Linked DNA regions of Mus musculus: region 1 is linked to region 2. Evidence: chromatin contacts called from ENCODE Hi-C or POLR2A ChIA-PET data. All regions are on one chromosome and are shown on one strand. Each heading gives the region's core, a stretch centred on a gene start or an enhancer-like site at or near the end of the contact. The rest is flanking DNA. Distances are from core to core; before and after follow the strand shown.

Evidence for each region. A loop is a pair of places that touch in the nucleus more often than their neighbours do. ChIA-PET counts read pairs that join two places held with the same protein, here RNA polymerase II (POLR2A).
Region 1: a map of Patski shows a loop between it and region 2 (2.1-fold over the local background). The contact joins the promoter of Rnf149 here to the promoter of Map4k4 in region 2. A Hi-C loop is called at or near these places in 2 of 37 maps with a recorded cell type or tissue (Patski and v-Abl transformed pro-B cells). POLR2A ChIA-PET finds 5 or more read pairs at or near these places in 2 of 5 experiments (Patski and embryonic stem cell).

The regions. Positions count from the first base shown.
Region 1 is chr1:39,574,036-39,579,667 of GRCm38, forward strand. It overlaps Rnf149 (ring finger protein 149), which reads right to left and starts at 3,312. Exons shown (of 7, transcript NM_001033135.3): 1 at 2,792-3,312. The coding sequence starts at 3,239.
Region 2 is chr1:39,898,606-39,904,421 of GRCm38, forward strand. Map4k4 (mitogen-activated protein kinase kinase kinase kinase 4) reads left to right here and starts at 2,308. Exons shown (of 32, transcript NM_001252200.1): 1 at 2,308-2,681; 2 at 2,904-2,969. The coding sequence starts at 2,625.

The DNA.
Region 1 (5,632 bases), core at 2,062-4,561, 320 kb before region 2:
TTACTTATTAACCTCCAAGAACTACAGTAAGTCCAACTCTACGACCTTAATGACTTGGCCTTTATCTGCTTTCCCCTATCTTGGTCAAGATAATTTCTACAACTTATCTTGGGTACCAACACCCAGCCGCTCGATAGGCTTTCTAAGCACCTGTGCCTATAGTTCAGTTCAGTATAAACTTTTCCGGCCTGTGAAGTTATGTTTATCATTACTGACAGACCATAAACCCAACACAGGCAGACACTTAGGTATTTCCAACAAGCAGGTACAATGCTTGGCCCAAAGGGTCTGCTAAAGTTAGAATGTAAGGTATTAAAGTTAGAAAGTAAGTCCTTACTGCTGTTCTGAGAGTGTGATCTTAAAGTACTGATTCTTTAAAATCCTCCATTTCAATAATGACTTAAAATTTTAAAGCTATGTAGTGCTAGATTCCAGTAAGAGAAGCAATGAGTTTCAGAAGAACTGGAAAACTATTCCCTACAACATAGGAAAGTTATCAGTATTCAATTTTAGAAGCACACTTCTACCTGTTTCATAGAAATCCAGTGTTACACAGAAGCACTAAGAACAGCTCAATCAGTGGGGTTTCCAGGCTTCAGCTACATTTTGACTAAACGGAGGAAACCAATCTAAGTCTAAACAGCCTCAGTGGCTCTAAAAAATGATATTCAATCAAATTTAAATAAGGTCTGTCAAAGCTGGCTTCTCCCATCTTAATTCTTCTCAAGTGCCAGATTATCAATACCTGGTACCCAAATGGACTAAGTTCTATGAGAGCTAACTTCCCCATCTTTGCAGTGTCTACAGCTGAAGATCAAGGGTCTAACTTTATTTCTAGTTTTTCCTGTTTATCAGTCACACTGCTACCAAATTAATTTTCCTTTGGCCAGTGGTTCAAAATGCTAGATAATTTTGTTGCTCCCTGTAGTTCTGGCAAAATCTCAAGGTATTTCTGATTGTTACAAGTGTGGGGAAAACTTCTAGAATGTGGGAAGGCAGGAATGTAGCTAAACATCCTGTAGGTCACCAAGTAATAAAGGACCAAGTTTTAAAAGGCTTTTGCATGTTTCTTTAGGGATCTAACTTAAAGGGACTCCAGGAAGATTCAGTCACTTGCATGGGTACTTTCATGAACTTTCCAAAAGGTAATGATCCTCCCTTTAAATAAAACAAAACAAAAAACGGCAACTATTATTATCCTAAGAAAACTAGAAAGAAGGCAAATAATGGGGAAGGAAGTGTCCCTCCAAAGGAAGATTCTAGTCAACATGATTGAGGTGTTTTCCTGGGTCCAGATAAATTATATGTCAACAATATAAACAAGAAAGATTGCTGAGCCATGTTTAGAACAAGAGGTGTCTGCTTGGTAGGATGTCAATGTCATTATCAAAAAATGCAGAAGGGTAGAGTTAGAAAATTGTAGGGTAATGAGCTTGTCACTGAAAAGAAAACGGTCTACATTAGATGTGCGTGCATCCACACATGTACACACCCAACATCGAGGAGTCACACCGGCCTATCTTCGCTGACAGAACTTAACTTGGGAACATATATCTGGGATGCTAGGATCTCTCAGGAGCCTTGTGGAAAGATGGTGTGTGGACAGTGACAATTAGGCTGATTTGCAATCAGCGGACTAACTGCCTGAGTCAACACCACCGCAGGGACATCGGTCTATTCTCACCCACCACCGTGGTCCACAGCCAACAAACTCTTGAGTTCTTAAAGACCCGACTTCTCTGGACATTTCTCCATTCTAGCAGATTACTTTCACACCATTTCAAGTGTTCCTTACCTTCTCTTACTTCACCCTGCTATGCTTCTGCAATTTATACCCATTTCTCTCCTAATCTGGAGTCAACCAAGAAAAAAAGAGTTGATCTGTACTCGTAGCTCACTTCCTTGTCATCAAATGGCCATCATTCCCAACCGCGTTAAAAAAAATGGTTAAACCCAAGGTCACTTTTCTGTCTTTATAAGCTCTGTGTCGCATGCACACCAAAACAGAACGAGAACAAAAATGCAGTACAGGAAGAAAGATGTCTTAGCTAGTAGCAGAAACTTAAAAACCCTAATCACAGGAAATTCAGAATGAGTCAACCGTGTGATGCCTAAAGCTAATGTGATCTTAGAAGGCACAAGAGAAACACAATCAAATTCTGGGTCCCCGGAGAGAACTCTGTCCCAAGGATGACATTTTGCAAACTCATCCTTGTCTGTCCCCTGGAACAGCGTGTTTAGAGGTGGCCTCCTGACAGAGGTAGCAAGGCCTTTCTTTCCTTCAATGAAAACAGTTTAAAAAAAAAAATTCATCTGAATTCAAACTGTCCAAACCAGGAGCTAGTGCGATCACCCTACATGCGTCGAGAGAGAAACTACAGCAAGAAAACCCAGGTTTTTTGATCCAGGGTTTTGAAAACACTCATATTCGCCTCATCGAGAGGAAGAAACCACATCGAGTAGCCACTTTAGGTTGGTGAAGAGACAATGCGAGCCTGGCGGCGCCAGCCGTCCACTCCTACACACTCTCCACTCAACCAACTTTGGGAGTCCGTGAGCCGACCTTAGGAAGCGACCCGGGTTCGGGAATCTGTAGAGTTACTGAACTCCGTAGGACCTGCCACCGGTGTGTTTGCTACTCCCCGGCCGAGGGCCCTTCCCAGCTTTCTCACCCTCCCGAGGTGAAGCTCCGATCCTGCAGCGTGTGCACGCACTTCCCTCTCCACACCACCCGGGGAACCACCAGGCTCGCCCCGGCCGCGGCCAGCGGCCCAGCGCCCGGCCTGCTCACCCGCGTGAGACATGGGCTCGGTGGCGTTCCCGTTGCTCTCCAGGTTGTAGACCACCACGGCCGAGGCGTTCCTCCGCGCCGCCGCCAGCACCTTGTCCTTGAAGGTGCAGCCGCCTCGCGCCACCAGCGCCACCCAGGGCGCGTTGCCGAGGGCGCCGGGCGCCACGAAGCGCGTGTCGGGCGCGCAGCCCTCCGCGGGCGCGGGCGCGCGCGGGACGCCCACCAGGCCCTGCCTCTCCTCCCGGAGCGAGCTTTCTCCGAAGCGGCCGCTCTCCGACACGCTCCACACCGTCAGGTTCGACTGCGGGTCCACGTATTCGATGCTCACCATGGCCGAGTACCACTCGAGCGCCCCGCCGCCCACCCCGGGAGTACACAAGGCCAGCGCCAGCACCGCGAGTGCGTCCCGGGCTCCCACGCCGGCCGCGGGCCGCCGCCGCGCCGCCATGGCCGCCCGGCCGGGCTACTGAGGAAGAAGAGCGCGAGTCAGAACGAGGCGACTCACTCCAGGCTGGCCCACAGCTTTGAGGAGACGGCGGCGGCTCGCGAGAGACCGCCGAGCGCGGCGGGGGCGGACCCGCGGCGCACGCGCACCTGGAGGGGCGTGACCGGGGCGTGGCGACGGAAGGGGTGGGGCCCTGCCCGCGGGCGTGAGGAGTGCGCAGGCGCCAGGGTCTGTGCCGCAGGGCTGTGGGCGGCCGAGCTGAAGCTTGCAGATGCTGCAGAGAGTTGTGCAACCCTGCTGCCAGAGTCCCCAAGTCTGGGGAAGTTTGTGCGCTCCGGGTCGGCCAGCGTGGGACTGCGGTTGTGTAAAGTTTCTCAGAGGGTGGAGTTGACTGTGCAAGGCACGCGGCAAAAGCCTGGCTGCCTAAACCACTTAAACAAACAAGCAAACAACAACAAAAACCACTAAGTCAAGTTGTCCAGATGCCTTTTGTTACAAACTCTGTAATATATTAAATTCTTTGTTGCTCTTTTCTCAATGGTTGCCTTCGAGCCCTTTCTTCCTTCTCCTTAGTTTATGTGTGCCTCTGTTTGGACGAAGACGAAGGTGCTACATTAATCAAAAGGGGGGAAAAAGGGGAAAGGATTTGTTTGGAGGTAAATGGTGGCTGATAGATAGTCCTTCGACAACACAGTGGGTGGATACTTTCAGTGTACCATTAAAAGATCCTGAACACACTAAACATAGTTAAATGCAAGTATGGTAACTCTGCTCCGGTAAAATCTTGAGTAGAGCTGAGATTTGAGATGCTCTGGTAGATCAACCCCAGCGAACCTGAAAGGTATTTCCTTTGAAGAATGTGAAGTCTGACTAGACCCGAATAAACACAGGAGATCTCTCCATAACGCTGAGGAGACATCACACCCGAGTTACCAAATATCAAAAGACATTTAAAATACCTCTTCATATATGAGCTACTGAATATCAAAATGTATTTAAACCTAAGAAGTGGACACTTAAGTGATGGACTTAATGCATAGCTATACATTGTTAGGCACTATTCTGAAGACATACACACACAGGCATATACTGTGACAGACCTTCAACTCATCCCTAAGCCTGACTTATATTATCCTTTTTATCTGAGGGGCCTCAGGTCACCTCACAGATCTCTGTTGTATTGGTCAAACCAGTTTCTCCTGAGAACCAGTTCTATAAAGGAACACCAAGTCTTTAATTACACTGGACTTTCAGCAGAGGCCTGCTTCGATTCTGATGGAGCAACTGAACTCATGATTTCAAAACTCACTCACTATGCCGTTGTGCTGCCGCATTTCTGAACCATGTTCCCTGTGAGGCTTGCTCATGTTGTTTCCCCCTCTTTACTCAGTGTGAGCAAATGCCAAAAGTCCCCTTTGTGTGGCAATAAACTGTGTGATTCGTGAAATCATCGTCAGTCTCTTTATTTCTACCAAACAAACCACTAAGGAGCTGGAAATGAAGTTCAGGGCTTTGATTTCTGATTGACTCACTAGTCTTCCTTCTTTGTGCAAGAGTTTATAATTACAGGAAGTAGTTTGTTGGGGCCCAGACCAATATGTTTTAGGTTAGACCTGGTTCTTTTTATCTTTTGGATTGCATCTGTGGTATGAGACACAGCCTGAGTTCCAGCTAGGAGTAGCTTTAAAGTTAAACCTCTTCTCCCACTCCCATTACTAAAATAATGTATTTATTTTTATTTTATGTATGTGAGTGTTTTGCCTGCATATATATCTATTCACCATGTATGTTTTATGTCCCTTGACTAGCCCTGGAACTGGAGTTATAGACTATTGCCAGCCACTATATGGGTGCTCAGAATCAAACCTAGGTTCTTAACCACTGACCCATCGCCCCAGCCCCAGGAAAGCATGTTTTAAAGGCCAATAGGATTTCCAGGTTAAGGCCTTTCCCATGTTTTAGACCCAGAACAAGATGGTGTGTTTCAGCCTGAGGAACACTCCCGAGAACCCCTGGCGCTGTGCTTCAGCAATGCAAAGGCTTTTAGTTCCCAGAACACAGCGCTGTGGTTTCTTGCTGTCTGACACATTATTTCCTTCTTCCTGAAATGACCTCTTCCTTCTGCCTCTTGTTCGGGCAAACACTACATTGGTTTTGAAATTTTAACCCTTCAGCTGTTTCTTCTGTAAAACCTGTCTTGGCTGACCATGGGCTAACAAAAGCTCGGTTTCCCATGTCACTTGTGCATAATATGTATGCACATTAATTTCATGCTACCAATACTGATTTCGGAATAAGGTTTGGGGCCTTCATAAGGGCCAGGATTTCTTGCTTGCTCTCTTCGAGTGCCAGCTTCAACTAGCAGTATGTTGGGAGCATGCAGATGTAAGTTTACT
Region 2 (5,816 bases), core at 1,058-3,557:
GGGTCACCGTTATCCAGCAAACCCCATCTTTTCCTCTGCTCCCAGCAATATGCTAGCAAGTGTAAAGAGAGGTCTGAGCCACAGGTAGAGGGGTTACCCGTTGACTCTATGGCACTTTCTGGAATTCCTTCAGGTGTCATGTCTTTGGAGAATCTACCATCCCGTGACCTAGTCACAGTCCTCACTGCTCCTGCCTGAGCCCTGGCTTCTTGTCTTTCTTATCTCTTGCCTTTATCTGGTATACTGGAGAGGAAATAGGCTGAGAGGTTAGGCAGCCGGAGCAAGGTTGCACAACTGATAAATAATAGAGCCAGGGTTCAAACCCAGTTCAGCTTTGCTCTAAATCCAGGAGACTTTCAGAGAACACCTGCTTAGTGTTCTTTCTGTCTGGCTGGAATTACAATATAATATTATGCGTATTTACAAACTGCCCTTTGGACATTAGCTTTAAGTTCTCTGAGGACAAATTGTGATGCTCTTTCAGATATCCTGGGCGCTGGCTTGCCCTTTCAATAATAGATACTGCCTTGAAAATGGAAAACAATGGCTTCAGTACGGATCCTGCTCACTGCATCTTAGGATAGGGGTTGGGGGGGGCGGGGCTTGGAGAAATCCGAGATAGTAGGATGTAATGGCTGTAATGGCTCTGAACTGATGGGAAAGGATTCATATAGATAAGAAGGAAGTGGTATGAGGTAGGCCTCCATGTCATAGGTCTGATGTTAACCTGTGGAAAGACTGGGATTAGGGACTGGGAGTGGGGGTGGGTTGGGGAGGGGGGCGGTGCCGAGAGACTGCCGTATTTGTATAGCCATCAGCTGTGCACAGTGGGCGAGGTAATTCTTCAGATTTTATTTCCTAATGTATAAAGCAGCAAAATTAAGAGTACCACTCAAGGTTCACGTGAAGAACAGTAAGATAAGATATATGAAATGGGCTGCACACATCACTGTATTATCAATAAATAATAACAAAGCCAAACCAGACAAGCGCTAACAAATTCACCAACATTTTTGTTCCTGTGCGTTTCCTAAGGAACAGATATTGGGAGTTCCGAATATAATTTCACTCTACAATGGAGTCTCATGTCAAACATCTTAGAACGTAACCCAAGCAGAAGAGCGCTGGACATTCTCTGGGGGCAGCGACTTGAACTCTGGGTATAGGCCGAAGTGGAGAGTATGCTCGCTCCTCTCTAGGCTAGGGTCTTTAGGGTTTGAGTACAACAATTGCAGTATTGGGGGTTTTCTACTCCGAGGCTATAAGGTGTGTACTGCTTAAATCAGAACAGTGTGGAGTGTGTGGGGAGGGAGGTGCAGAACGTTATTGACAACTAGATGCCCATGAAACAGTGGATTTTGGGGGGCGCCATGTAACACCAAGCTTAGCTTCATCTCTTAACTTATCAGGCCCATTCTAGGCCTTCTACATGTGGGAGTCAAGCAATTTTACAGCGATCTTGTACCTGGCCATTCTGGGATACTGTTGAGAACACCCGCTGTGAGGTAACAGGGAGTCACTAAACATGTTTTTGGCTGGTCCTGGGACGTGATAAAGAGGGACAGTAGTTGAACTGCCTAGCTGACTTGCTGTGGCATGCTGGAAGAAGCCTGTTTGGTGACCCGTGGTGATCTCCATCCAGGTACTGTCAGGGTTTTAGATCCCGAGCAGAGGGCTCGCCCGTCCGCCCTCCCTCCCATGGGCCAAACTGGCTCGGGGAACACAGCAGCGAGCAATCACAGCGACTGTTTTGGATTCTCCCGGACGGTCAAGTGATGCTCAGCGAATCCTCCAGCAGCAACCAAGCCACAAACTGAGACAGGAAAGGAGAAAGGAGAGGAACACCCCTTGGGGGGTAAAAAGGAAACGAGGGTCTACGGGACCGACCGGCCGTAGGCGGCGGAGGGGTCCGAGGCCCGACCCCGGCGCGTCCTGGCACACCCTCTCCCGGGCGAGCGGCGCGGGTGGGGTGTCCACGGGGCCGCCGGGGCGCTCCGAGTCTTTCATTCATTGTTAGCGGAGGCTGGGGTGTTCCGCCGCGCCCCGCACTTCCTCCGGGAAGGCCCCGAGGGCTCCCGGCCCCACCCCGGGCCGGGCCACCATCCGCGGAGGGCCGGCCGCCCGGCCATTGTTCGAGCCCCACCCCTGCTGAATATTCACGCGGGCGGGCGGCGAGCGAGCGAGGGCGAGGGCCGGGTTCCGCCCGCTCTCCCGGCGGAGGGGGCGGGGGAGTCGCTCGCCCCTCCTCAGCGGCGCCGGTCGGTGCCCCGCGTCCCCGCCCCCGCCCCCGCCTCCCGCGGCATCTTTGTCTCGCGGCCTCGCGCTCGCTCGCTCGCCGCGCTCTCCGGCCCCAGCTCCGGGCCGCTCGTGCAGGCGCGCGCGCGCGGGGCGCCGGGGCCTGAGGCGGCGGGCGACGCCCGGGGGGCGGGTGGGGGCCGAGGGAGGACCGCCAAGCCATGGTGTGAGCTCCGCGGCCAGCGCTCTCCGCGCCGCGCTCCGCTCCGACCGGACGACAAGCCGCCCGGGCGGCGGCGGCCTGCCCGTGCGGCCCGAGCCCCGGCGCCGCCGAGCCCCTGCCCGTCTCTCGCTCTCTCGCCCGCTCCCGGAGCGGCGACCCGGGGAAGATGGCGAACGACTCTCCCGCGAAGAGCCTGGTGGACATTGACCTGTCGTCCCTGCGGGTGAGTGCGGCCGCGCCCTGCGCGCCGCGGTGGACACGGACACCCGCGGGCGCGGCGGCCCCTTTGTCTGCCGGGCGAGCGGGCGGGCGGGTGCCACGGCGCTCCCGGGGACCCGGCGGGGCGAGCCTTTGTCACCGCCCTGCATCCCTCCCTCCGCCCTCTCGCCCTCCTCGGTTGGGGTCCCTCTTTTGAGTTGATAACCTCCCCCTCCTCTCTCTCCAGGACCCTGCTGGGATTTTTGAGCTGGTGGAAGTGGTTGGAAATGGCACCTATGGACAAGTCTATAAGGTCGGTGTGGGGCGCCTTTGTTCCCCGTGGCGTGGAGAAACTTCTTAGGGGACGAGGGAAAGGGTGACGAAACGCTGCTGACTGCAGGCCGTGCCGCCTGGCCAAAGTTGGGAAAGGGGGTTTCGCCTGGCTTTTCTTTTTTTTTCTTTTTCTTTTTTGTTTTTTTGCCTGTGTTCAGACTGGCCTTAAAAGACCTCATTTCCTGGCTTTGAGATAAAGGAAATAAGCTACACTGTTAGGCATGCACTTGGCTTTAGCAAAATAGAAAAGGAATTTTGTGTTCGAGGGTGACCACAGGGTCTCCCCCCAAACCCCCTTTCCTCCAAATCTGGCCTTCATGCGTTTGCGTTTGTCCGTGAATTAAAATTCGGTGTAGACAGGCCTTGCCTATGACTCCACTCAGCCACTGCCTTGGTATTCTTGAGACATGTCATCGTGCTTCTGCCTTCGGAGTGCTTGCCGTAGGCTCCAACTTGGGGAGGCTAGCGTTACCTGGTACTGATTTTAAAGCTTGGCCAGCATACCCTGTTCTAGTGGACAGTATCTTGGGGAAGCGGGCGGGGGAGTGTGCTTTTGGGCCACGGGAACAGGAGGAATTACAGTGTGGGGATTATAAAATGTGAATTCCAGGAATAACCTTTGTGACAGCTGTGTAATTGAGATGGCTGGGAGGAGAGAGAGCAAGGAGTAGAGAGGATGCCAGACTTCACACCCGCCACCCCTGGTCGTTCTCTCTCTTTAAATTTATCCTCCTCCCTGGGCTGCAGATGAAGCTGAGGAATCTGTTGGCCTGTGTCGCCGCGGAGCTGGCACCTAAGGCTGTGAACTGTTGTTCATTCTGTTTCGCTCGCTCGGTCTAGAAGGCGGCTCAGGCTCCGAAGTGTAAAAAAAAAAAAAACACAAACAAAACAAAGCAAAAACCTTTACGTTCGTTCGGTTTCCTGATTTCCTTCTTGTTGGTAAACGGTTTTCTGGAATTATCTTTGCTTGGGGAGTTTTCTAGTTACTGGGACTGGGTCAAGGTTGAGCTACACACACAGAGAAAAATTATCTTATGAAGGAGGGCTTTGTGGCTCACCATGAAGAATTGTCATTGTTTCCCTAAAAATGGGGGTGGTGGTTGAAGCTGACTGTAGACATTTTCTGAGGCCAAATTAAGTGTGGATTCTTTTGTCCCTTTTCAGCCTTGTGAATAGGGTTTATGTGCTCAAGATTGCTTCTCCGGGGCTCCAGCTTCCCCCTCTCCCCAGCACGGGGCCTGGAAGGTGGTATTGACAGGCCTGCCTGTGGTCAGAGCCTGAGTCAGTACTCTTAGGTGATCTCAAGTGAATTAGCATGTTTTGTTGGTTAACTGTTGGGGCCTGGGCCAGATTTTTGAATTTGAAAGGGAGCCCTGTTAACAGCCTGCTGGGCCCAACTGAATTTGGAAGGCTTTGGAAAATTTTGGAAAAGACTGTGTTGCAACTCACTGGAGTGGCTGGCTGGTAACTGGCTTAAAGACACTCTTCCCAGCTCCAGAGTTTGTTTAAGCACGGATTGGTTTTTTTCTAACCTAGTTTTTCTGGCCAGATCTAAGTTGTGAGTAGACTCTTCCAAGTGAGTTAGCCAGAGCTTGTTTTTGACCTGATTACACAGTAGTTGGATTGTTTGTGTTTCCCTGGGTCAGCGTGGAAACTGCGGGTAGAGAACTAAGCCAGAAAGCAGTAGTGCCTTTTAAAAGGCCAGCGTGGGTTTAGTTGGTTTTAAAAGGTGGACACTTTGTGGTGTTAATCTGGGCAAGTTCTTTGTCCTCTACCTCTCCTCTTTTAACCGCCCCCCACCCCGCCCCCAGGCTTTTGAAGTAGATTTGCTAAACACTGCTTTTGGGGAGTAACGGGGATGTGTTAACTATACCCAGTGCAGTTGAAAAATATTGAGTTCAAATCTCTTAAGACATTGATGTAAAAGGTGCGTGTAACCCATACATAGTAGTGTAGTGCTTGGTTTTACTTACAGGTAGGTAGTCAGTCTCTCTCTCTCTCTCTCTCTCTCTCAGTCTCTCTCTCTCTCAGTCTCTCTCTCTCTCTCTCTCCCTCTCACACACACACACACACACACACACACACACCCTATCTTTAGGGACATTTTTAAGCATGCACACAGAGTTTTTATAGCGCAGTTAATAGCCCACCATTGGTTTTTTGGTGTACATATTCTTACTTTCTTATGTCTTGAACTTAGATAACAGTTTATTGATAAGCACTCCAGGTTTGTTTTTCTTCTTTTTAAACATTGTCCCGATGTCATTCCACACTTAAAACACATCAGATTCCCTTTAGTATGTCCTGCCTGTTTCAGTACATGCTACTAAGCTTGTGAACTGGTACAGGGAGAGCTAGAAATGGCATCTGTTTCCCTTCCCTTTTAAACACACAGTTTCTGGATCCCATACTGTTGTGCGGGTTGGTTTAGGTTCCATTTTTATTGGTTGGCATGGCGTGGTTTTGAGTTAGGATATTAATAGGTGAATTTATTAACAGCTATAAAGACAAATTTTAAGAAAAGCATTTTCGGGGACAACATTAACTGAACAACCTAGAGTCCTCAATTATTTCAGCATACACACACACACATACATACACACACACACACACACATATACACACACACACATACATATACACACAAACGCACACATACATACACACACATGCATATACACACAAACGCACACATACATACACACACATACATATACACACAAACGCACACATACACACACATGCATGTATACATACATACATACATACATACACACACATGCATATACACACAAACGCACACATACATACACACACATGCATATAT